2 separate regions of the Homo sapiens genome follow, and region 2 is linked to region 1. The links are chromatin loops, found by intact Hi-C in ENCODE. Cell type or tissue: mammary epithelial cell. All regions are shown on one strand. Links, peaks and the distances in the headings refer to the core of each region. The heading gives the core; the rest is flanking DNA.

What was found. A loop is a pair of places that touch in the nucleus more often than their neighbours do. Peaks named below come from ENCODE experiments on the same cell type or tissue, not always from the same donor. Only the 100,000 strongest peaks of a DNase experiment are listed, where the experiment ranks them.
Region 2: it touches region 1 in a loop (4-fold over the local background); 12 of 110 quality-filtered maps call a loop at or near these places.

The regions. Positions count from the first base shown.
Region 1 is chr3:11,525,068-11,533,866 of GRCh38, reverse strand. All of the region lies in intron 20 of ATG7 (autophagy related 7), which reads right to left. It also overlaps the pseudogene CSTBP1. Among named protein-coding and RNA genes, the nearest start is that of VGLL4, 110 kb to the left of the region's middle. RefSeq lists an enhancer at 262-762. In mammary epithelial cell, for the core only: a CTCF peak has its summit at 3,494; a DNase peak (open chromatin) is centred at 3,596; H3K27ac peaks cover 1,390 bases.
Region 2 is chr3:11,388,076-11,396,874 of GRCh38, reverse strand. All of the region lies in intron 19 of ATG7 (autophagy related 7), which reads right to left. Among named protein-coding and RNA genes, the nearest start is that of ATG7, 120 kb to the right of the region's middle. In mammary epithelial cell, for the core only: no CTCF peak of the experiment used is centred there; a DNase peak (open chromatin) is centred at 4,094; H3K27ac peaks cover 795 bases.

The sequences.
Region 1 (8,799 bases), core at 266-8,265:
TAATAAGTATTTTTAAAGCCCATTTTATAAACAATTCAGAGTTTTCTGCTTCTAGTTTCTTTTGTTTTACTCTTTTCTGTTTCTCTGCTGATAAATATGAGGTGCTAAGTTCAAAATGTAAGGCTACATTTTGGCTAACAGAAAAGAAATAACAACTGTGGCTTCAAAAAATAACATCTTTAAAGAATCAGCTCCATGTGTTCCCTTGCATCTGTTCTACCTTCTCAGGAAGCAGTTTTTAATGAGTTTTTCGTCATTTCAGAGAAGATTTCAGAGAAGAGTTTCTGCTTTCAAGTATTTGTGTAATGGCTTTTTTTTTTTTTTTTTAACAGAAGGGGGATTTTTCTCTGTGGTCCCAAACTACCTGGAGAAGACAAATCAAAGTTCATGTTGTGAACAACATGAACAGAAGAATAACAGCAAGCAAGCTAACGTATGGGCCTGCTCCTTAAAATTACACTTAAAAATCACTTTATCTTTCTTAAGAAATTATTGCAAGCTGGACTGGAAAAAAAATCACCCCAGAGGAGGTTTACCATATAAATAACCACTAAGAGATCATTTTCTTTGTTTTTGTTGGCATGGGTCTTGCTGAGTTTAAATGAACACTCACGGTGATGATGAAAGGGAGCTGGAGAGGAGGGCTTGGGGGTCAGCAGCTCAGCATGGCCACCCTGAGAAAGTGCCCAGCCAAAGGGGCCTCCCAAGCCCCGGGCATTATTCAGACCCGGGGTGAAGAGCACTGCCCACTGAACCCTCCACTGTCTGCTCTGCGCACCAGCGCACCTCCGGGCTGCTCTGTCTCTGACCTTTCCTCCAGTCATTCCCGCTCAGGCTGGGGCTTGCTTCTCCTCGCCACCCTGTCTGTGACACCTTACTAGCTAGCATCCTGGGGCACGGTGTTCATGTGAGGCAGTGCTGACTCTGGGGGCTGGGGTGGTGCAAAGATAACAAGACTCAGGTCCTCCTCCAAAGCACTTTTAACTCTCAACAAAATAATTCATTTTTACCAACTGCTGATTGCATTTCAGGCACCATGCTAACGACATCTCATGCAGTATCTAGACCCATCCTTGCCACAAGGGGAGATGGTGTTATTGTTAACCTCATTTCTTGGGAGAGAAGCTGGTGTTGTTTCGTTTTTTACGACAGGTCTCACTCTGTCACCTAGACTGGAGTGCAGTGGCACAGTCATGACTCACTGTAGCCTCGGCCTTGGGGACTCAAGCAGTGTTCCTGCCTCAGCCTCTTGAGTAGCTGAAACCACAGGTGCGCACCACCACACCTGGCTAATTTTTGAATTTTATGAACGGACAGGACGTTGCCATGTTGCCCAGGCTGGTCTCTAACTCCTGGGCTCAAGCAATCCTCCTACCTTGGCCTCCCAAAGCACTGGGATTACAGGCATGAGGCACTGCACCCAGCCTGAGAAGCCTGTGTTCCTCACCACTGATTCCATCTCCCTCTCTCTGCCTCCACCTCCTCTTTCCAGACTCAGCTCTGTCCTCCTCCGTTTCCTCCTCTGTTTTGGGCCATAGCACACAACACTTCCGGTTTGTCCCTTGCAGATGATGTGTGCCGGCTCCTTGAGATCAGCGAGTATGCATTAGTTTTGTGTCTGCAGCATCTCATGTGGTGCATTGCATCAATAAATGCTCAACAAATCAGAAATCATACTCAATACACGCTTGTTGAATGAGCAAATCTTCTTTTGACTCTTAGGAACCTTGGGGGCAAGAACCCCAGCCCTGCAGCGCCCCACAGTCCCTTACAGGGTGGCGTGTGGGGCGGAGGGGAGAGGAGGAAGAGGAGGAGGAGGAATAAAATCCAATATTTTAGTTTCTAAGTCAAAACAACTAATCATTTTCTAAGAGAAGATTCTGGGAGAAATTTGATAAAATGATGCCAACAAAGTGTTTAGCGCAGTGCTTGGCACACAGTAAGCACTCAATAAATGTTAGCTGCTCTGTTATTAGACTTTTTTTTTTTTTTTTTTTTTCCTGAGACAGGGTCTCACTCTTGTCACCCAGGCTGAAGTGCAGTGGTAGGATCTGGGCTCACTGCAGCCTCAACCTCCTGGGCTCAGGTGATCCTCCCACCTCAGCCTCCCGAGTAGCTGGGACTACGGACATGTGCCATCATGCCTGGCTAATTTTTTGCAAAGACAGGGTTTTGCCATGTTGCCCAGGCTGGTCTCAAACTCTTGGGCTCAGGCAATCCAACTCCCTTGGCATCCCAAAGTGCTGGATTATAGGCATGAGCCATTGCACCTGGCCTAGACCATTTTTATGGTATGTTGTCAGGGTAGAGTTTAGTGCAAACCAATATGCAGACTTGCGGACCATGTGATTGCCCCTTGGGCTTAAGGAAATCTACAGAGAGGTGAGCACCCTAATGCCAGCCAGTAATGGACTGGCACACAGGGGGTGGTGGGACCTCAGGAAGGTGCTTTGCCTTGCCAGGTGGGTTGCACCCCAGTGCATTCATAAACAGGCTCAGACCTAAGTGCCAAGCATTAAGTGACCTGTTCCTCTGTGCCCCCCACCTCTCAGGCTAATGCACAGTGCTCCCTGCCCCACACTCACATTCATACTCTTCCTTGACTTCCTCTGGACTCTGCCTTGGCTGGGTACCCTGCACAGCCCCCCCTTCTTCTAGACTGCCAGACCTGGGGCAGAACAACGGGGTTTTAGTCTTGACTCTGTACCTACTGCTGACAGCACCAGGCAGGAGAATAACTTCTCTGTGCCTCAGCCCTTCCCTGCCAACCAGCCAGAGAGGCAAGAAGCCCGCTCTGCCGACTCCATAGTCCTGTGGTGAGCAGACACTTAGCCAGGACCACGGTGAGTGAGGAAGGCAGTCTTCATTTTATTATTATTATTTTCCGAGATAGAGTATCACTCTGTCACCCAGGCTGGAGTGCAGTGGCGTGACCTTGGCTCACTGCAACCTCTGCCTCCCAGGGGCAAGCAACACCGTTGCCTCAGCCTCCCAAGTAGCTGTGATTACAGGTGTGCACCATCACGCCTGGCTAATTTTTGTATTTTTAGTAGAGACAAGGTTTCACCATGTTGACCAGGCTGGTCTCGAACTCCTGACCTCAAGTGATCTGCCTGACTCAGCCTCCCAAAGTGCTGGGATTACAGGCTCAGGCTTCATTTTAAAGGTAGAACGTGGAAATTATTATTTATTATTAAGAAGGATTGAAGAGAGAAAGATACTGGCTCAGTGGGGGTCACTGCTGGAGGGTGGGGTCAGGAGGGCAACAGCGGTTGGTCTCAGAGGAGGGGATTCATTTCACCATCAAGTCTGGAATGGGTGCCGACTGGAAAGAATTGGGGTTTTTCTTGTATTTATCTTTGCATTTCTTGCATTTCTTTAAAGCAAATCATCATTTCCCAATTCAGCATCCAAGTTTCTCAAAACTGATGAAAGACAGTCTGGAAGCTACACTCCTGTACCCAAGCTCAGGTCATTCTGGCTGTTTAAATGCAGAAGGTGGCGATGCAGAGTGCTTCTCGGAGTACGGCCAGGCAGCCTGCTAACAGCACAGGGACTGCACGCGCACCGCACACACACTGCTTTCCTCTGAGAGCATGCCACTGCTTGCAGGGCCTCGCTCTCTCTGGGAGCCGCTCTGACAAATGCTTTAATTGTTCAAAGCAGACAGAGTTTGTTTAGTCATGTCTGCTGAGGTGGGAAGGGTATTATAACACATCTGTGCTGGCTCTTTCTGCATGGGTCATCCAGTTCTCAGGCCTGCCTGCAACCACCACCCTCCAGCCAAGACCGAGAGGCGTCCTCAAAAAAGCCAACGACACCTCTGATCCAAGTAGAAGGTCCTCCTCTGTCCAAAACACATACATGCACTTTCAAAAGAAAAGGAGTGAGAAGGAAGTCTCTGGGCCCCTCCTGTCTCCTGGGCAAGAGGATGGTGGTGCAGATGGGTCATGCTAGGGTGAGTAAGAAAAGGGCAAAGGAGCAAAAGGTGACAGAGCCAACACCTGAGGGGCTGACGAGCACAGAGCCATCTCAGCATCCTTGGTACCTTCGGGCAGAGACATCAACTCTCTGGTCCTTTCTGCCCTGTCCCCTCCCACTGCTACCACGATGACGTGTGGGGTGTCCCCTGCCATGCTTGCCACTGAAGAGACCAGGACGTTGCTAACCAGGTGAAGCCTCAATTATGAGAAAAAAATCAAGAAGTTCCCTATTTTTAAGGCTGTGGTATTCAAGAGCCAGGTGGTCACAGGGACAAACTTCACGTTGCTGATAACATCGTATACTTCCAAGTATTTAACAAGTCTCCCTCATGAAAACAAGCCCTTGACCTCATCTGACTACCAGCCCAAGGCCAACAGGACAAGCTGCTGTATTTCTAAGTCCTGATTTTGAAGAAGGCCCTTCATTCATATGACTAAGACTTAAAACAATTCTCTGTTTGAAGCCACGTATCTGGGAACATAAAATCAATGTCATCTATAGGCTTTACTGCTTGTGGTAGGAGGGGCAAGCAGCTTCTCTTGTGTTACGGTTCCTAAATGTTATTGGATTTTTCCTCCCAATCAATGATCTTAATTACTTTCAAAAAGGGCTATATATTATCTTTAAATATTTATTTGTTAAGTCTTAAAAAACAAAGCAAACTCCCAACTCTTCAACCTGGCTGGCTTTGGAGGTGCCCCAGGATGTCAGCCTCAGCCTCTTCATTCCCAGGCCTTCCTTGCCCCGTCCCCCTCCCATGCCCTCCTGTCCACCTACACGTGTAGTTTCCACTGTCACCTGAATGTACCGCCCCCTTTTTTCCACAGTGCCTTCCATATGGTATTTCTTCTACCTGAAATGTCCTCCAGGCCCACCTTTGCAGTTCCCATCCATTCTGCAGAAAGCCTATCTGTACCTCTCTCCCTCCAGCTGACAGTCTGACCGAATATGCAGTCATGAGTCCAACATCTTATTTATGACTTATCTTCTGCTGTGTCCCTGAATTGTGATTTTATTCTCATAATGCTGTTTTAACTTTTTTTTTTTTTTTTTTTTTGAGATGGAGTCTTGCTCTGTCGCCCATGCTGGAGTGCAATGGCACCATCTCGGCTCACTGCAACCTCCGCCTCCTGGGTTCAAGTGATTCTCCTGCCTCAGCCTCCCGAGTAGCTGGGACTACAGGTGCGCACCACCATGCCCGGCTAATTTTTGTATTTTTAGTAGAGATGGGGTTTCACCATATTGGCCAGGCTGGTCTCAAACTCCTGACCTTGTGGATCTTCCTGCCTCAGCCTCCCAAAGTGCTGGGATTACAGGAATGAGTCACTGCGCCCAAACTATTTTAACTTTCTATATGCATTTTGTATTGTGTCCTCTGGTAGACTCTATGTCAGACTGTGATATCAGAGGTAAGCATTTTTCTCTGTAGGCTTCTCAAGGTCTCTGATGATGGCTGACACATAGGAGGTACGTGACCATCTGACTTCCCGGATATTGGTGACTGTAAGTGACTGACTGCGATTCCTCTGAAGGTAAGATAGCTATCTTATGTTTTTTTAAAGTATGTGCCATTATGACTTCAATAAACCTGGGCACATAAGCAGGGGCTGCTCCTTGCTGATTTAATAACAGCAGCTCAAGATATATTTGTTGAATGAAGTCAATATTGTTGCAGGCTATAAAGAAGATTCAGTGCAGAAAACCTTGCCCCGTGAAATGGTTATCTTTCAAACCAGAAGAGTAAACAGAACTTTACTTCATTAAGTTGTTCGTTTACTTCTCATGTTGGTCCCCAACATGAGAAGGCAACAGAAGGCCCACAATTGAAGCAGAAGGGACCACACGTGGGTGATCTTCAAGTAACAGGCAAAGCAGGGAAGATTTAATGATTCAAGATGACAGGCAGGACTGCAGGATGCATCACAAATCAGCCCACTCCTGCATTTCTGCATGGATACGGGCAACACATTACTGTGTTTGTAGTCACAAACAAGGAAATGAAAATACCTGCTTTGGAACAAAATCTTACCTATGTTGGCTGTTACAACATCTGAAATAGAAAAGACATCTGAAAGGCCTTATATAACTGTAACTTGAGTTTTTAAATTAAAACTAAGAGTGTTACTCAGCCTCTTTAAACTATAACCCATTTGTTACAGGCAAATCTTAAAGCAGTTAAAATCCTTTCTAGGATAGAATTTTCTCAAACTTTGATATGTTTGCCTTCTATATGATTGTGGGGCATACATTGTAACTCTCATGCCTATGACCACAGATCTCTGTATTCCTTCCCATGCAATCCTGATAATACTGATAATTGAGGTGTTTATGTAGCATGAAAAATAGTTCAGTGCCACTGATGATATCCCATGAGTTCCCAGGAATGCAAATTCTTAACTATGGTATTAAATAGTTACCCAGGGACAGGTAGAAGAGAATGACATTATCTCAGGAAGACAAGGATGGTTCAATATAAGAAAAAAAGGCCAGGCGTGGTGGCTCATGCCTGTAATCCCAGCACTTTGGGAGGCCAAGGTGAGTGGATCACCTGAGGTCAGGAGTTCAACCTGGCCAACATGGCGAAACCCCATCTCTGCCAAAAATACAAAAATTAGCTGGGTGTGGTGGCATGTGCCTGCAATCCCAGCTACTCAGGAGGCTAAGGCAGGAGAACTGCTCAAACTTGGGAGGCAGAGGTTGCAGTGAGCCGAGAGCGTGCTACTGTACTCCAGCCTGGACAACAGAGTGAGACTCCACCTCAAAAAAATGTGTGTATATGTATATGTATGTATATATATATATATATATATACACACACACACACACACACACACACACACATATATACACACACACATATATATACTATATATATAGTAATTTAATATACCACACTATTAGTTTTTATAAAAGGACAAAAAATTAAACATCTCAAAAGATGCAGAAAAAGTTTTTTACCTTCACTCACAATTTTAATAAAACAGAAAATCAGTAACAAAAGGGAACTTCCTTAATAAAATCTACAGCAAACATGATGGTAAATGGTAAAACTTTAGATTCATTCTTAACAAAGTCAGGAACAATTTCAGGAATCTTCCATAAGCAGTTCATTTCAACATTATTTTGTAGCCTTAGTGAATGCAGTAAAACAAGAAAAAGAAATGAGGTACACAGACAACAAGAGTATAAACTATTGTTATTTGCAAAAGATACCACTGTCTACGTGGAAAATCTGAAAGAATTTTCAAACTGTTACAACTAACAAGATAGGTCAACAATGCTGGTGGAATATAATCAACATACAAAAATCAATAGTTTTGCTATACACCAATAATAACCACTTTGACAAAATGTAGTAGAATCAGGGACATTGCTAATAATCCTATTGCTTATAAATTAGCATCTTAAAAAATAGTCAAAATTCTATTATGGTAAGAGTTCTTGATGAAGATTATGTTTCTTGTTGTCTGGGGGTTTTTTTGTTGTTTTTGAGACTTGAGTCTCACTCTGCCACCTAGGCTGGAGTGCAGTGGAGTGATCACGGCTCACTAAAGCCTCGGCCTCCCTGGGCTCAAGTGACTCTCTTGCCTCAGCCACCTGAGTAGCTGGGATTACAGGCATGCACCACTAGGCCCGGCTAATTTTTGTATTTTTTGTAGAGATGGGGTCTCGCCATGTTGCCAAGGCTAGTCTTGAACTCCTGAGCTCAAGCGATCTGACCACCTCAGCTTCCCAAAGTGCTGGGATTACAGGCATGAACCATGGTGCCTGGCCCTTGATGAAGATTATGATTCAAGATTACAGAATTTCATATTCTGCCTGTGAATTTGGGAAACAGAGCAGCAGTTATCACATTTATATCAGCACAGCACTGAACAGTTTACCAAGCCTAGTCAACTATCACAATAACATTTTAAATTCTCAAAATAATCCTGTGAGAGAGGTAGAGTCTCTACACATGAGGAATTAAAGGTGACAGAACTTTTCAGCAGCTGCTAGTGGTCTTTTGATTTAAAAATGGCTATAACTGGCGAGGTGCAGTGGCTCACACCTGTAATCCCAGCACTTTGGGAGGCCGAGGCGGGCAGATCACAACGTCAGGAGATCGAGACCATCCTGGCTAACACGGTGAAACCCCGTCTCTACTAAAAATACAAAAAATTAGCCAGGTGTGGTGGCGGGTACCTGTAGTTCCAGCTACTCAGGAGGCTGAGGCAGGAGAATGGTGTGAACCCAGGAGGCAGAGCTTACAGTGAGCCGAGATCACGCCACTGCACTCCAGCCTGGGCGACAGAGCAAGACTCCGTTTAAAAAAAAAAAAAAAAAGGCTATAACTAGATATTAATGTTGGCTGTGTAAAAGGTGTTAATCAACAAACAAATGAGCATCTGTCACATACAAGGGCAAAGGAGTAAAAAAAAAAAAAAAAAAAAATCACATGTCTTACTGTGAACCTCTTATGAGTAAAGTTAATCATTCAGGCTAAAGAGGGAACATTTTGTTTCCTCTTTTCAAGGAATAGTTAAATAAATAAATAATTTCTACTTTCACTGGCTGGGTACAGTGGCTCATACCTATAATCCTAGCACTTTGGGAGGTCAAGGCGGGTAGATCACCTGAGGTCAGGAGTCCGAGACAACCCTGGCCAACATGGCAAAACCACATCTCTACTAAAAATAAAAAAATTAGCTGGGTGTGGTAGTGCACGCCTGTGGTCCCAGCTGAGGCTGAGGCAGGACAATCACTTGAGCCCAGAAGGTGGAGGTTGCAGTGGGCTGAGATCGCGCCACTGCACTCCAGCCTAGGTGACAGAGC
Region 2 (8,799 bases), core at 159-8,158, 140 kb after region 1:
GACAATGCAAGAACCTTAGAACAGACTAATTCCAATCACCTACCTCCTCCAAGTTTTAATACTTTTCTTTTCTTTTCTTTTTTTTTTTTTTTGGAGACAGAGTCTTGCTCTGTAGCCCAGGCTGGAGTGCGGTGGCGCCATCTCGGCTCACTGCAACTTTCACCTCTCAGGTTCAAGTGATTCTCCTGCTTCAGCCTCCTGAGTAGCTGGAATTACAGGTGTCTGCCACCATGCCCGGCTAAACTTTAGTTTGTATTTTTTGTAGAGGTGGGGTTTCACTATGTTGGCCAGGCTGGTCTCAAACTCCTGACTTCGAGTGATCCGCCCACCTCGGCCTTAAATTTCTATTTTTAAAAAATATCCCACTCAATATTGTATTTTCTTATACAGTAAATGTTCAAATGTTCATTTAGAGTTACCCACATTTTTTTTTCTTTTGGGACAGTCTCGCTCTGTTGCTCAGGCTGGGGTACAGGGCACAATCATAGCTCACTACAGCCTCAAACTTCTGGGCTCAAGCAATCCTCTCACCTCAACCCCCTGAAGTAGCTGGAACTACAGGCATGCGTCTGGCTAATTTTTGTATTTTTAGTAAAGATGGGGTTTCACTGTGTTGGCAAGCCTGGTCTCAAATTCTTGACCTCAAGTGATGCGCTTGCCTCAGCCTCCAAAAGTGCTGGGATTACAGGCATGAGCCACTGTGCCTGGCCTAGAGTTATCCCCATCTTTAACCACTTTCTATACTTTTTTTTTTTTCCTATACTTCTGATTTAACGTTTTGGATCACCTTCCTCCTATTTGGAGAAGACCCAATAAAAGTCCTTTTGTGTAAACATGCTAGTGGTGGACTCTGTTCTTGTCTATACAAAATACCTTTAATACCTTCACTTTTACTCTTCCCCCCCTACCTTTTTTTTTTTTTTTTTTTTTTTTTTGAGACAGAGTCTCGCTCTGTCGCCCAGGCTGGAGTATAGTGGTGTGACCTCCGCTCACTGCGAGCTCCGCCTCCTCGGTTCACGCCATTCTCCTGCCTCAGCCTCCCGAGTAGCTGGGACTACAGGCGCCCACCACCACGCCCGGCTAATTTTTTGTATTTTTAGTAGAGACGGGGTTTCACCGTGTTAGCCAGGATGGTCTCGATCTCCTGACCTCGTGATCTGCCCGCTTCGGCCTCCCAAAGTGCTGGGATTACAGGCGTGAGCCACTGCACCCAGCCCTTTCATTCTTGAACGGTATTATCTGCTGGGTTTAAAATTGTGGGATGCGTTTCTTTCCTTCAGCACACTAAAGAAGTTATTTCCATTGTCATGTGGCTCACACTCTGCAAGTCAACTGTAAGCCTGACCATCATTCTTCAGAAGTTAATGTCTTTTCCCCATCCCCCACTGCTTTTAAGATGTCTTTATATTCCATTTTCTGAAGTTTGATTATGATGGGTCTTGGTGTGGATTTAGTTTTATTTGTACTGTTATAAATTTGTTGGGCTTCTTGGATTTGAGGCTTCAGGTTTTTCATTTGTTTCAAAAAAAGTTTATCTATAATCCCATTCAATGTTGCTATAGAACCATTATTTCTTTTTTTCTAGATTTCCAATTATGACTGTTAGACTTTCTCACTCTATCTTCTACCTTTTTTATATTTTCCATCTTTGTGTATACAGTGCTTCACTCTGAAGTTTCTTCTAACCTATTTTCCATTTCACTAATTTGCTCTTTAGATGTATATAATTGCCTATACACCTATTCATTTTGTTTTTGAATTTTCAGTTCTAGATTTCAGTTTTTTAAATCTGGAAAGCCGTATTTTAGAGTTTCCAGTCCCCAATACAACTAAAATTTGGGCTTTTACTTCCTTTAATGCTGTAAGAATAGTATTTCATAGTGTATGTCTAATAAGTACAATATCTAGAATCTCTGTATGTCTGTATTTCTTTTGTCTTTGCTTCTGCCAACTCTCACTTATGGTACCTTCTCTTCTTGTGTGCCTGGTTACCTCTGTGGCTGGATATTGTAACAGCAAAATTATCTATATAAATAATTTTAGGACTAGGATCATATTTCCCTCTAAGATTTCATTGCTTTTACCTGGCAACTATGGGCATTAGCTAAATAGAATTATCTTAATGCAAGGAAGCCTTACGGTTTCCGGGCCACTTAAATAATGTGAAATTGTTACAGCCAATGTGAGGGATGGTTTACACCCACTTCACCCTTACTCCTAGGTGTATCTCTTGATAGAGTTCCAACCCAAAGTCAAGAATGATTTATAAGGGTTCTCAGGCTTGAAAGCACCCAGACTACAAGTTTTATCTCCTTCACCTTGAAAGGACACTAAAGGTGTGGCTCACGCTCTCAACTTCCTTTTCCTGATCAGCAAATGGCCATAAAACAAAAAATTGCCCTAATACTACGGCTTTGCTCCTCTGTGCTTACATTCTCTCTCAAAGCTCAACTCAGAATCTCCTTATAATAGTGATTTGATGTTTAAGAAGATTTTTAGAAGCAACTGATCCAGTTTCTTAAGGTGACTTCAGTAAGAGAGCTGGTTTAAATCACCTGTCCTATCACTAGTTAAGACAGAAATCTCCCAGCATTCTGTTATATAATATATCCTTAGTACATGGTCTTACCTTGGCAATAACTGCCCCAAGGTGAAAAAGTTCTATGGTATTCTTTGAAGAATAGTAATAGCTCTTCTTGGTAGTAACTTGCCCTTATAGTACAGAGGAACTATAAAGGATGAGAGTTCGTTCAAGTTATAGTTCCTGTAATTTACTCATTCTATGACCCTGGACAACGATTTGTGTATAAAATTGAGTGGGGGATACAACATCTCCACAATACCAGAATATCAAATGAAAGAATGCAAAAAAGCTTGAAAAAGCCTACAAAGCTGGCCGGGCATGGTGGCTTATGCCTGTAATCCCAGCACTTTGGGAGGCCAAGGGAGGAGGACTGCTTGAGCTCAGGAGTCTGAGACCAGCCTAGGCAACATGGCGAATCCCTATCTCTACAAAATATACAACAATTAGCCTGGTGTGGTGGCATGCACCAGTATTCCCAGCTACTTGCGAGGGTGAGGCACGAGAATCCCTTGAACCTTGGAGGTGGAGGTTGCAGTGAGCCAAGATCGCACCTCTGCACTCCAGCCTGGGCAACCGAATGAGACTGAGATAAAAGAAAAAAAAAACCTACAAAACTATCAAAAATTATCATTCTCTTCTCTCTTCTCTGCCCCATGGTGAGCCATTCATCAATGGCTCTGACTAAAACACCATGGCAGGCCAAAGGTCAGTTGACATTTCAAGTCACTCATGAATGGCTGGCAACATTATACAAGACATAATATTTCCAGGGTCAAATAAAGAGATACCTATTATCTGTAATTTATTTTTAAATATTTCTGAATACACAGTATGAATGCATGCAAGTATGTGGGAAGACACACAAACCCTTTCTCCCTCCCTCCCTCCCTTCCTCTTATGGGTAGCTAGTTAGTATCTGAGGTACCCTAATCAGGAGTGCATACCCCAGGTGTGGCTATTACAAAAGCATCAGCTACAGCTTTGAAATCTATACTAGAGGATTTCCTCACAAGTATAAAGGATGGTAGAAATAATTTTTCCGATGAAAACAATAGAATTCAATATATATATGTGTTGGCTGGAAATACTGTACAGGGATCTCTAACCTTGCATATATACGTGGGTTATAAGAATCTGGCAAACCAGGCAGCCTAACACTTTCTGCAGTGGCACTCTGGTCCTGGGTCTGGACACTTAACAGAGGATTCCATCACCTGCGCCAATGAAAAGTTTAGATGTGTCCTGTATTGAGAATTTTTCTGCATCTGTTTCTACCTAAACTTTGACGTGAGATACATACCCAAAGGACAGGTTGGGGCTTTTCCCAGTCCACAGGAACATGCTGAATGACTAACTTTTGTGCCTGCTTGCTAATGTTCTTATCTGTGGCAAAATTTAGTCTGAGACTTGACTTTATTGTTACAGATCACCTGGTAGCATAACTTCTAATATAGGACGTTACCAGTTTCTACCAAACAAACAAAAAACTTGCACCATTAGGAGCCACAAAATCAGTTCAGCTCAGTTTGCAACAATTGTGGTGCATCAAATTTCCTAAATGAAGCCTGTTGGGACATAACCTCAAAGCCGGAATATTATGATTCTGATCAAGCTGATATACATATTTGCCATCCCAGGCCCTCCAAGAGAAAGGCTGTTTCTCTTCAGTGGGAAAACCACAGGAAGCTACAGAGACAGCCTTGGGGTGTGGGTTTTGCTGGGCCTGGGTGCCTGCCAAAAATACCATCGTTCTGTTTCTTGGCCCCTAGAATGCAATGATACCTAAGCTTTTGTTTTTTTGTTTTGTTTTGTTTTTTTTGTTTGTTTTTTTAATGATTTCCCCAAAACCACCTGGACTCTGTATTCTACTCAAAATGATGTCATTTAAAGAATATCTGTATTCAAGGGAATATATGGGAGAAAGCTACCCTACTTCAAGTAAATGCAAACCAGAAATATTTGCATTTTCAAAACAGCACTGTCTTGGATTCTTAGCAGCTGCATGTCCCTGCCCTCCAAATGTTTCTTAAAATACTTAAGCTGAGAATTAACCAAAATGGGAGATGAACTATGTTTGTCATAAACAGTTTGAGAAAAAGCTTTTAAACTCTCAACCCCCAGCCTGCATCTGTGCTAAAGGACACCTAGAAGTTGCTCTAGCCCACATGACTTTCAAGATGCTACAGTCTGAAACATGACCATAAGAAATACATTCCTCTGGGTATCAGCATTCCCTTTTCAAAGGACAAGATTTCCAAAGACAGCCTGAAGGAGCCTAACCAATTAAGTCCTCGAAGCTGCTAAAAATTTAAAGTGAAATTACCCCCCCCCCAATAAGTACAATGGAATTCTATGCATATGAATCCTACCACATCACTGTCTGAGAGATGATTAATATGGTAGAAAAGTGAACAAGAAGTTGGAAATCCTGGACTTTCATGTAATTTCTCTGAGCCTAATGCTCTCTCCATCTGATAGACTGGGAAGCGCTCTTGCTAGCCAATTCATAAGACACTGGAAAGGGATACTGGGAAAACATCCATAAAACGATGCCAAAGGAACAGAGAAATGCTGTAGCACTTGAAAAGATTAAACCAAGTCCTCCCTGCCCATGTTGCACTGGCTTCCAACCCATTTATAGCTGCGGTAGAAAAAGCAAGATGATTGAGGCTGTAAAAAGGCTTCCAAGAAGCAATGTGGGACAGGGACAAGAACCGCTGTGCTGGCAGGCAGGCATCACCCTGAGCCCAGCACTGCCATGCTGGTTCTCTTCTGTCCCTGCCTCTAACAGCACAGAGAAATTCAGAGGGAACACAGACAAGAAAACTCTCCCAAGATTTATGCCAGCTCATCTAAAGTCGTAGGCTTAACATTGGCCACAGACACCTGCACAGATCTTCAGCCTCCAGGAAATGAGAATTCATCCTTCCCCATCAGTGCATGCTCCGGGGAACATTAAACCTCAGCTTCATTTAGGTTAATAATTAAGCTCCTAGATTTACAGCTGTCATGAAAAGAAAAGGGAAAAGGAAAGAAAAAGAAAAAGAATCTAAAAACTTGCACATTAGTATTTGCTCACATCTTGAGGCCAGGCCCTTTTTTGTTCCCCTCCTTTTTTGTCAACTTCTAAAGATGGAAAGTTTTTTATGGCTGTAAATGACAAAAATGAGTATATTCAGGAAAGGAAATGGGAACGGCACCTGATCTCTGTTCAGACAAAAGATCAACGGAAAACACTGACAGTGCCAACTACATGACACCCATCACACGAGCTCTTATTCCAACTTCATGGCTATGGTACTGCAACTACATCATACCTGAGGAAACTGAAGCTCAAAGTTTGAGATACTTGCTCAAGGTCACATGGTTAGTGGGTAGCAGATAAAGCCAGTGCTCACTGCTGCTGCACTAGTCATATCAAAATGTCCTGCCAGCTCTTAGCTCAAAAGATAGGATACTTTTGAATTCCCTTCTAACGTTCTCATTTGTTCACACCCATGTGCCATTTTAAGCCTTGCAGTACTTTAACTTGCAGTTTTTTAAAAATTTCCTGCAAATTGCTCATTCTCTTTATTCACAACACACAGCTTCAAATTACTTTCTGGAAAAAAAAAAAAATCAAACCCACCCACAAAGGTCAAAAAGTTACCACTGCTGAGGCTATTATGAGGAAAATACTGTGAGAGTAAAAGCAATTTCCCAAGAAGAACAGATCAAACTAGCACAGCCCAACAGAAACATACAGTCTCCTCCAGGGAGCACTGTGAAAGGGTCCATTTGTTGGGACTGCAGTCCTTCTGCTGAGTGGGATAGGATGACATAGGTCTCATTTTCCAGGTATACTTTCAGCGCCTATTGGAATATTATCAAAAATAGCAACTAGTGAGTGATTAGGCAAAGACAGCAGATATTGTTAAATGAAACTCTTGCTCCTCCAATAGAGCTGGGAGACACATGTTTTTGTTTTCTTACTCAGACATTAGTCTATTAGCAAGTCATTTTGCACTCACTTTTTAAAAAATCTGTGTGCCTTATGATTAAAATCAATCTTCCTTATCAGTCAAGTCAAACTGAAATAACGAAAATATTGTACATAGGCCTATTAGCAATTTTATGGAAGGTTTTACTCAGGCAACAAAATAAATAGTCTTCTTTAAGAAAGAGCGATGTTGAGCTCACATTCCACATTTGGGATACGTAGGAGGTTTCAACACAACAATGAGTAATTACCACTTGCCTCAATCCCCACTTTCGTTACCCTCTCCCTTCAAGGTCCTTTGTGGAAGAGCTGACATATAAAGAAAGGAAAATGCAAAGTACAACTGAGAACTAAGAGAAATCCAAATTTTTCCCAGGCCTTCGCACATAACACAAAAATATGCTTTTGCATGGATTTCTATCCCAAGTTGGAAGGTCAATAGAGTTCTTTAAAATATCCAAATGCTTCAGTGAATCCAGAGTCAATTACAAAGACACCTTAGCTGCCAAGACTTATGACGACAGGTGAGTTCAGATTACGATTCAACACATGCTCCACAGTAGTCCTCGTGGGAGGCTGCACATATATTCCAATGATGCTGCCTTTACTCAAGACTCTGCTGAATACACCCTTGTGTACTGTCAAGAAGACTCCTCTAATTTGCAAAACTTGCTCATGTGTATTCTCCCACTGACTGTTCACATTTGGCACACTTGCAGTAGCTTAAGGCCCACACAGGCGGTATTTTCCCGTTTTAGTATGATGGCTGTAAATTCAAGATGTCTAACTTTGCTATGTGATTTAACCAGTCATTAGATATTCTAGAGAAGAGAACCATGTAGCTTATTCTGTGTTAAAAAAAAAAAAAAAAAAAGCACTAACAAAACTTTCATAATGAAAGAATTATATAAAACTAGAGAAGGTCAGACACTCTAGAAAACTATGATTAAGTTCATATCCATATCACTATCATAAATACAGTATAACATGTTATATGAACAAGTCATAAGGGTAACTTCAGGAATAAGACATTCTCAAACAGTTCTTTCACATCTTTTTTTTTTTTTTTTTTTTTTTTTGAGACAGGGTCTCTCTCTGTTCCCCAGGCTGGAGCACAGTGGCACCATCTCGACTCACTGCAACCTCCACCTCCTGGGTTCAAAGATTCTTCTGCCTCAGCCTCCCAAGTAGCTGGGATTACAAGTGTGGCTAATTTTTGTATTTTTAGTAGAGACAGGGTTTCGCCATGTTGGCCAGGCTGGTCTTGAACTCCTGACCTCAGGTGATCTGCCCCCCTCAGCCTCCCACAGTGCTGATATTACAGGTGTGAACCACCATGCCAGGCCTATATTTAGGTACTTAAAATACTCTAAGTAGTGATATATACATTGTATAAAGCCTGTGTGTGTAAGACCATATATGTCCATAAAAGCTTTCCCAGTTCCAGCTGATGGCTCCCTTGTTTCAGCAGCTGGGTAGCAGTTACAAGTCCATGTTCCTCCCTCCCTATCTTACAAAGTTATTGAGGGTATAGGCAAGAGGATGAAGATGAATGTACTATATGAATAAAAAAAAGAAAGAAGGGGCCTGGCGCAGTGGCTCACACCTGTAATCCCAGCACTTTGGGAGGCCGAGGTGGGTGGATCATGAGGTCAGGAGATCCAGACCATCCTAGCTAACACGGTGAAACCCTGTCTCTACTAAAAGTACAAAGAATTAGCCAGGCGTGGTGGCAGGCACCTGTAGTCCCAGCTACTTGGGACGCTGAGGCAGGAGAATGGCATGAACCTGGGAGGCGGAGCTTGCAGTGAGCTGAGATAGCGCCACTGCACTCCAGCCTGAGCAACAGAGCAAGACTCCTTAAAAAAAAAAAAAAAAAGAAGGAACATGAGCAGTGGCTAGTTGGGGACCTTTGCCCATCAGGAGTCAAGTCAATGCACCCTGCTAGCAGAGGGAGAACTAACCGTCTGAACTCTGAGGAGAGTTAGTACCGTCCTCCATCACCCAGTTGGATACAGCTGGGCCTAAAGAAATGAAATAGTTGATCAAGAGACTACACAATCTCAGAGACACAAAAACTAGTGGTAAATCAGCCCCTGCATCTCCCTTTACTACAGTTGAGGAAAAGGAGTCCCCAGAGGTAGATGGTCAGTTCCCAAAGCCATAGGGGCAGCCATGGTGGGACTGGTTGCAACTCTCATATCCTAGTGTCTCATCTAGGAGAGCTTGGGAATGG